2 separate regions of the Homo sapiens genome follow, and region 1 is linked to region 2. A link is a contact called in ENCODE Hi-C or POLR2A ChIA-PET data. All regions are on one chromosome and are shown on one strand. The core of a region is the stretch at or near the end of the contact, and the rest is flanking DNA. Distances in the headings are between cores, read along the strand shown.

Region 1 (3,101 bases), core at 476-2,975, 150 kb after region 2:
GGGAGTTATTGGAAACCCAGACTGCCAAAGAAGTCGCCTTGCAGGAGGCCCCTGTCACCGGCCCCTCATTATTTACACTCGCTGGATGGGACATTTCTCTGGTACAGATGGCTGCTGGGGTTCGGACGAGAGAGAGATTTTCCCTCCAGCACCCTGGACCCTCAGGGGAGGGCAGGGGGCTTCGCAGCGACGGGGGCTCCCAAGGACTCCACCCGGATCCAGCTGCTCAGCTATCTGGGCAAACAGTGGGCACCGGGCACACAGTAAGGGATGTGGGAGCCGGTCAGATTGCAAGGGGTGGGAGTCGTGGAGAGAGAGAAGTTCCAGAGGCAACGAGAAAAGAAAAGGCATTGTATTTCCCCTCCATTCTCCCAGGGAGAAAAAGAAAACTTCCAAAGCCGAGGCCGCAGTCACTGGGAAAACACAGGGAACCTGGTTTGAGTTAGCAGCGAGCACCCCTCCCCCAGTCACACACACACACACACACACACACACACACACACACACACACACACACACGCACTTCAGTCCTCTCCCAGGAAGCTGGCTCAGCCTCAGCCCCGGCTCCCGCCCAGCTCTCCAGCCCTCCCGGCCGGGGCACTCACCGGCTGACGGGATCCCCGCGGGCAGGATGGCTCCTGGGGGACGCGCCGGGGGCAGGGGGCAGTTTTGTAACCCCGGCTGGGGGCGCTCCGGAGAGGGGGCGGGGCCAGGGACGGCCGATCCGCGCGCACCCGCCCCAAGCGGGCGATTAAATCATTAACCGACCGCTCCCGCCTGCGATCCCGCTGAGCGCGCTGAGCTCGGGGCGCACTAGCCCAGGAGCGGCCGTCTCCCCGGCTCCAAGGGGGCGGGTGGCTCGACTGCCCTCCCCCCGCACCCCGCCAGGAGGCGCCTCGGCCTCCCGGGCTTCCGAGGGAGCGGGCGGGGCGGGAGCCTGGCGGGGGAGGGAAGGGTTCGCGGGGCGGGAGTAGGGGAAAGGAGGACCATTTGTTCCTTCGGCCATTCCCTTCCAGACAGCTCCTTCCCTCTGGCTTCCCGGCCGGGTGACATTGGGTGGCGTGTGCTGCAGTGTGTGTACGAGAGCGAGATGTGTACACGCCTCTGCCCGTACAGGCGGAGAATTCGGTTCTTATTCATGGAGAACTCCGGGCGCACACACGCCCCCCTCGCGGAGATCGCGGGCCGCGCGCCGCCGATTGCTGCGCTCCTGCCCACACCGACACACACCCCATTCCTGGGAAGGGGGAGGCCCTTTAAAACCGGCCCCCAACCCCCTCAGCGGCACCCTTGGCCAGGGCCGGGAGTTCCAGCGTGGAGAGAGGAAATGGAGTCCCGGCAACGCTGCGCCCGGCTCCCTGCCACCTCCTCCTCCACACATCCCGCTCTGCCAGGACACTAGGTGCGCAGCTTAGGGTCCCAGGCACCGCGGTGGGCGCGGTGAAAAGCGCGAGCGCCGAGAAGTGGGGGCTCCGCGCCCTTCTCCCCGCGCCGCGGCCTCGCATCCCCAGCTTCGATCCTCTCTGCCCCACAGGGGGACTCGAGACCCCCAAGCCCACCCAGGGCACCCAGCGCGAAGGCGGCTACCACAGACAGAGGCGGTTGCCCGTCGCCTACCTCGGTCCCCGGAGACCCGAGCTCTGGGCCGGCTGCGCTGTCCCCTTCGTGGGCTCCGCGCGGCGGAGGGGCTGGCGGCCCCTGTCAGCGCCGGCGTTTGTTTCCCTCTGGCTCTCGGGCTTTCAGGGCTGGGAGCCTCCAGGACACTCCCCTTCCAGGCTCCGCCCGCGCCCGCCCCGCGCAACCCTCCCCGCGCACCCCTCTGCGCTGATGTCACGGCGCCGCAGCAGCCAATGGCCGTCGGGAACCTCTGCCCGACTGCTCGGCCTCCTCGGTTCAAACTGAAAGCCTGAGACTTTCCCAACTCCGTATGGGGCAGCCTGGGCCCGCCCGGCTTCCGGGAGACACTCCCGCCCCAGCCTGCGCTCCGGCCGCGAACCCCCACTGGGGCCCCCAGGGCCAGGGGCGCGTCTCCCTCCGGGGGCCTGGCGCGAGGCTCTTTTGAGGCTCTTCCCCATTCGAGCCGGGGCAAGAAACCAAGAACTCCAGCCCGGGTGGCGTTCCTCGTTCCTGCTCCCTCCCGGACCTGCTAACCACCTGGCTGCAGTACTGTCGGGAGATGGGGCAGGAGGGCTGGCGCCACCAGCTTCGTGGGTGCCATCCCAGACTCTCGCTGTAAACGAGGGAGCGGGGAGGAGCCGGCCAGCCCCGAGGCCAGGCTTGGACTGGGCGTCAGAAATGTTTCTACAGGGTGACAGCCCTTGAGCTCCCCGCATCCCCGTCTGTGCCTTTGCCTCCTAAGTATCAGCTGAGGCTAAATTTGCACCAGGTGAACGTCAAGGAGGATCAACTCCTGAGTCCCAGAGCCTGAATCCAAGTCCCAGGCCTTGGACTCTATTCTTTTTAGAGGAATAGTTTCAGTTGAAATGATCATTATCAAGGTAGAATGCCAGCTGCGAAGTAGTCAACTAAAGTGGACAAGGCGCAAAGTGAAAAGTTCCCTTGCCTCTAGCTGAACCCCACCCTCGGTTTTTAAAGGAAGTGAGGGTGAAGGCCCCAGACTTTCCCCATGGCTGCGAGGTCCCTAAGCCCTCAGGAACATTCTGCTTTCTGGGGACAGCACATTTCCGTTTCCCTCTGCAGTGCGACAGCAACCAGCTCTTGAGAGCTAATGGTTTGGCCACTCCATCCTGCTGTGAAAATTAAGTTCTGGGCTGGGCGCAGTGGCTCATGCCTGTAATCCTAGCATTTTGGGAGGCCAAGGCAGGTGGGGGGTCACTTGAGGTCAGAAGTTTGAGACCAGCCTGGCCAACATGGCGAAACCCCATCTCTACCAAAAATACAAAAATTAGTCGGGCATGGTGGTGGGCGCCTGTAATCCCAGCTACCCAGGAGGCTGAGGCGGGACAATCGCTTGAACCTGGGAGGTGGAGGTTGCAGTGAGCCGAGATCGCGCTATTGCACTCTAGCCTGGGTGACAGAGGTAGACTCCATCTCAAAAAAAAAAATAAATGAATAATAAGTAAAATCAAATTCTGAACTGG
Region 2 (3,010 bases), core at 382-2,881:
GCTCCAGTTATTATTTTTTTTAATGAAACGTAAATCTGGTATTAACAGTTTGAGAACTTTTAGGAAAGGAATTTGAGGGCAGAGTGGGCACTTCCTGGCTCTTCCTTCTTTTCCTGGAAACCAGTCAGATTACTGGTTTTAAACTGGAGGTGGCAACAGGCATTGTAGCAACTGTGTGGCCAGAGGATGCCGAGTTCCCCTGAGCACAATTCCACGATGCCCTCCTGATATTACTATTACCTCTCTGCCTCTCCCTCTTCCCACTGACGGTGAGCAGACACAGCCCTCTTCCAGTGAGCTAGCCACCCCAGCCCTTCCACTTGCATACACATGTCTAAAAGAGATGCTGGCTCCCAGATTGACTCCTGGAACTTAAGGCAATTGCAGCTCAATTTCCATCTCACCCTGAGCTCCAGGATGCCAAGATTTAAGCCCTATCATGACCAACGTCTCAGAGAGAGATGGAAACTCCTGATCCCCATCTCACAGTGGGTACCCCAAGATACAGCTTGGCCCAGATAGAAGAGAGAGCTGGCTGCTGCTGTACCTGGTGGTTGCTTTTCCATGTCACTCATCTATCTCTAAGGCTCACCCCACCTGCCACACAGCTTCTGGACTTTTACTTTTCCCTGGTGAATTGGAAATCAGATAATAGGATGGACAAATCAAGGCAGCTCAGCTCACAGAGAAAGCTAGTTGGGGTTTGCTTTCTGTTTTCACATCCTCTAAAACTGTACTGAGGATGGTGTGTGTGTGTGTGTGTGTGTGTGTGTGTGTGTATACCTATGTACTTGGAGGAGGGTGAGGAAGGGGAGGCTGCAGGATTGATTATGACTTATTAAACTATTGGAAAAGAGGCTGAATCATCACAGTCAAAAATAAACAGCTGCAACTCCATGCGACTCCCACTTCTTGCCTGCTCCCCTTTGCTCCCTCACAGCATGTAGGAGAGACTGTGCTGGGTCAGACCAGCAGGTGCTGACTGACGTGGCTACAGCAAGGGGACCACCTGTATGGCCGCTGCACCTCCAAGCTGTGGGACGCAGGGACAGCTGGGACCAGTCGACGTCCACTGGCCCTCTGATGGCTCCTAGGACTGAATCTTGGACTCCAGGTGCGGGTTTACACTCCCTGCGCTCATTGGGAACTGCATGGAGAAGCGCTATCCCCTGAGCCCTTTTTCTCCCTACTCTTAGCCTGGCCCTGCGCCCTGCGCCCGGGGCTGGCCCACGGTAAACACAGCTTTGCTAACTTGTTTGGCTAAGGAAATCACAGAGGTCCCGGTATAAGTCTGGGTCACCCCGGCCGCCACTCCAGCTGCCTAGAATATATGGGTGGAAGGGAATCGACTCTGTGAAATCAGAGGGAAAATAGCGCTTGTCCTTGCCATGAGTCTTGAGGAGACCGAAAACGCTTAACCTTTTACGCCCCCGCAGGCGGGTCCCCTCTCTCCCCGCTCCCCGGCTGTCTGTAAGCTCTGCCTGCGGCCACCCGCAGGCGTTTCAGCCGGTCTCACCCCTGTCCTTCTGCAGGACCCGGGAGGAGGGGTTGGGGGGGCGGAGCGAAGCCGCTGTGACGTAGCGGGAGGGGGGCGTGGGGAAATGTGCCGAGGGGCCCGGGCTGGCTGGGCCAGTCCCAGCGGCGCAGCCACCCATGCGCGCGCGCTCGCAAGACCACCAGCGCCCAGAGCCCCAGTCTGAGGCTTGGCGCCGGGGGTCTGCGGGCGAGGGGAGCTCTCTACGTGCGAGGGGCTAGCGGGAGCCGGCACAAGAGGGTCGAGGAGCCAGGAACCCCAAACGTCCGGCGCCAGGCGCTAGCCAAGCTGCTGCGCGCCCCGGCGCCCAGCTGGCTCGGGGACAGCCGCTGGGTGTCGGAGACCGGAGCTAGCGGATTGCAGCGGAAAAGCAAAGGTGAGGGGTGTGTGTGTGTGTGTGTGTGTGTGTGTGTGTGTGTGTGTGATAAGAGAGATGGAGGGAGCGAGAAGCGCACTTGGGCACCTGTGTGCATCTGCGCTGATGGTGGTGTGCCCATCCGAGTGCCTGAGCTTAGGTCCCGGTGCGTGATTCTCCGCTCTTGTGCCTTTTGGGGTGATTGTAGTAGGAATGAACGACAACGGGTACCCTTGCCTGAGTAAGGGGGCTGTGGGTAGAGTGTGCTGGAACGGACGTGTCCTCGCAGCCTCATGCCCGTGTGCGTGGCGTGTGCCCTTTAGCCCGAGATTTCAGGTAGCTGCGACGGGTGACAACTTCTCTCCCAGCCCCCTACAAAAGAGACCTGGCGCGAGGGGAGCGAGGCCGTGAGATGCCAGCTGGGGCTCCTGCGGGAGCGCACCCGGAGATCCGAGCCTGCCAGAGGCAGGCGGCGGGCGCAGAGCGGAGAAAGAGGGGCTTCTCTCCCTAGACGCTGAACGATCTAGGATCCGTCCCCGTCCCCCACCTCGGGACAGAAAGGACAGTTTGTCTAGGTTTGGAGAGAAAAAACCACTGCATAGGCCGTGCCCAAAAGCCGCTGGCCAAGTCCCCCAAGCGACTGTCTTCTGCGCCCCGATGTCTCTGTCCTCAGCGCCCCCCCCCCACACCCGGCACCCCTGCTGTGCGTTTCGATACTGGGCGTGCTGGCGCCACAATCTCCGCTCTTGCCTCGTCTTCCTGGAAATGGCACAGAGTTCTTTGGGAAACCCTTGCTCTGAGGATCAGCGAGTTGGATGGCCAGGAGGAGGACTTTCTGTGCCAGCCGGGAGCAACCGGCTCCGCGGTCCTGACACTCGCCCCTCCATTTCTCAACCCCGTAGGCCAGCACCGCCCCGGCTTTTCCCAGGCGCTCACGCGCCGCGGTGGCCCTCAGGGGCTTTTGTCACCCTGCCAGTGGGGGCTCTCGCTCTAGCCGCACAGAGACCAAGCCGGGTTCTGCAGGCCCTGAGGGAGGCGGGGGGTGGGAAGTGAATGCGGGAAACATGATGGGGAGAGGAGAAACTGAAGCTGAGTAGGATTTAGGACCTCCCCTGATGTCG

Evidence for each region. A loop is a pair of places that touch in the nucleus more often than their neighbours do. ChIA-PET counts read pairs that join two places held with the same protein, here RNA polymerase II (POLR2A). Pooled maps may share reads with other maps.
Region 1: a loop to region 2 is called in a pooled map, with 8 times the contacts of the local background. The contact joins the promoter of CDC42EP4 here to the promoter of SSTR2 in region 2. A Hi-C loop is called at or near these places in 1 of 37 single-sample maps with no recorded cell type and 3 of 50 pooled maps. POLR2A ChIA-PET finds 5 or more read pairs at or near these places in 4 of 52 experiments (GM12878, PC-3, PC-9 and 1 more).

What each region holds. Positions count from the first base shown.
Region 1 is chr17:73,310,276-73,313,376 of GRCh38, forward strand. It overlaps CDC42EP4 (CDC42 effector protein 4), which reads right to left and starts at 1,726. Exons shown (of 2, transcript NM_012121.5): 1 at 1,618-1,726. RefSeq lists silencers at 475-604, 615-1,164, 1,615-1,874, 1,945-2,104.
Region 2 is chr17:73,163,379-73,166,388 of GRCh38, forward strand. It overlaps SSTR2 (somatostatin receptor 2), which reads left to right and starts at 1,632. Exons shown (of 2, transcript NM_001050.3): 1 at 1,632-1,910. It also overlaps the pseudogene POLR3KP2. RefSeq lists an enhancer at 757-1,006 and a silencer at 1,547-1,886.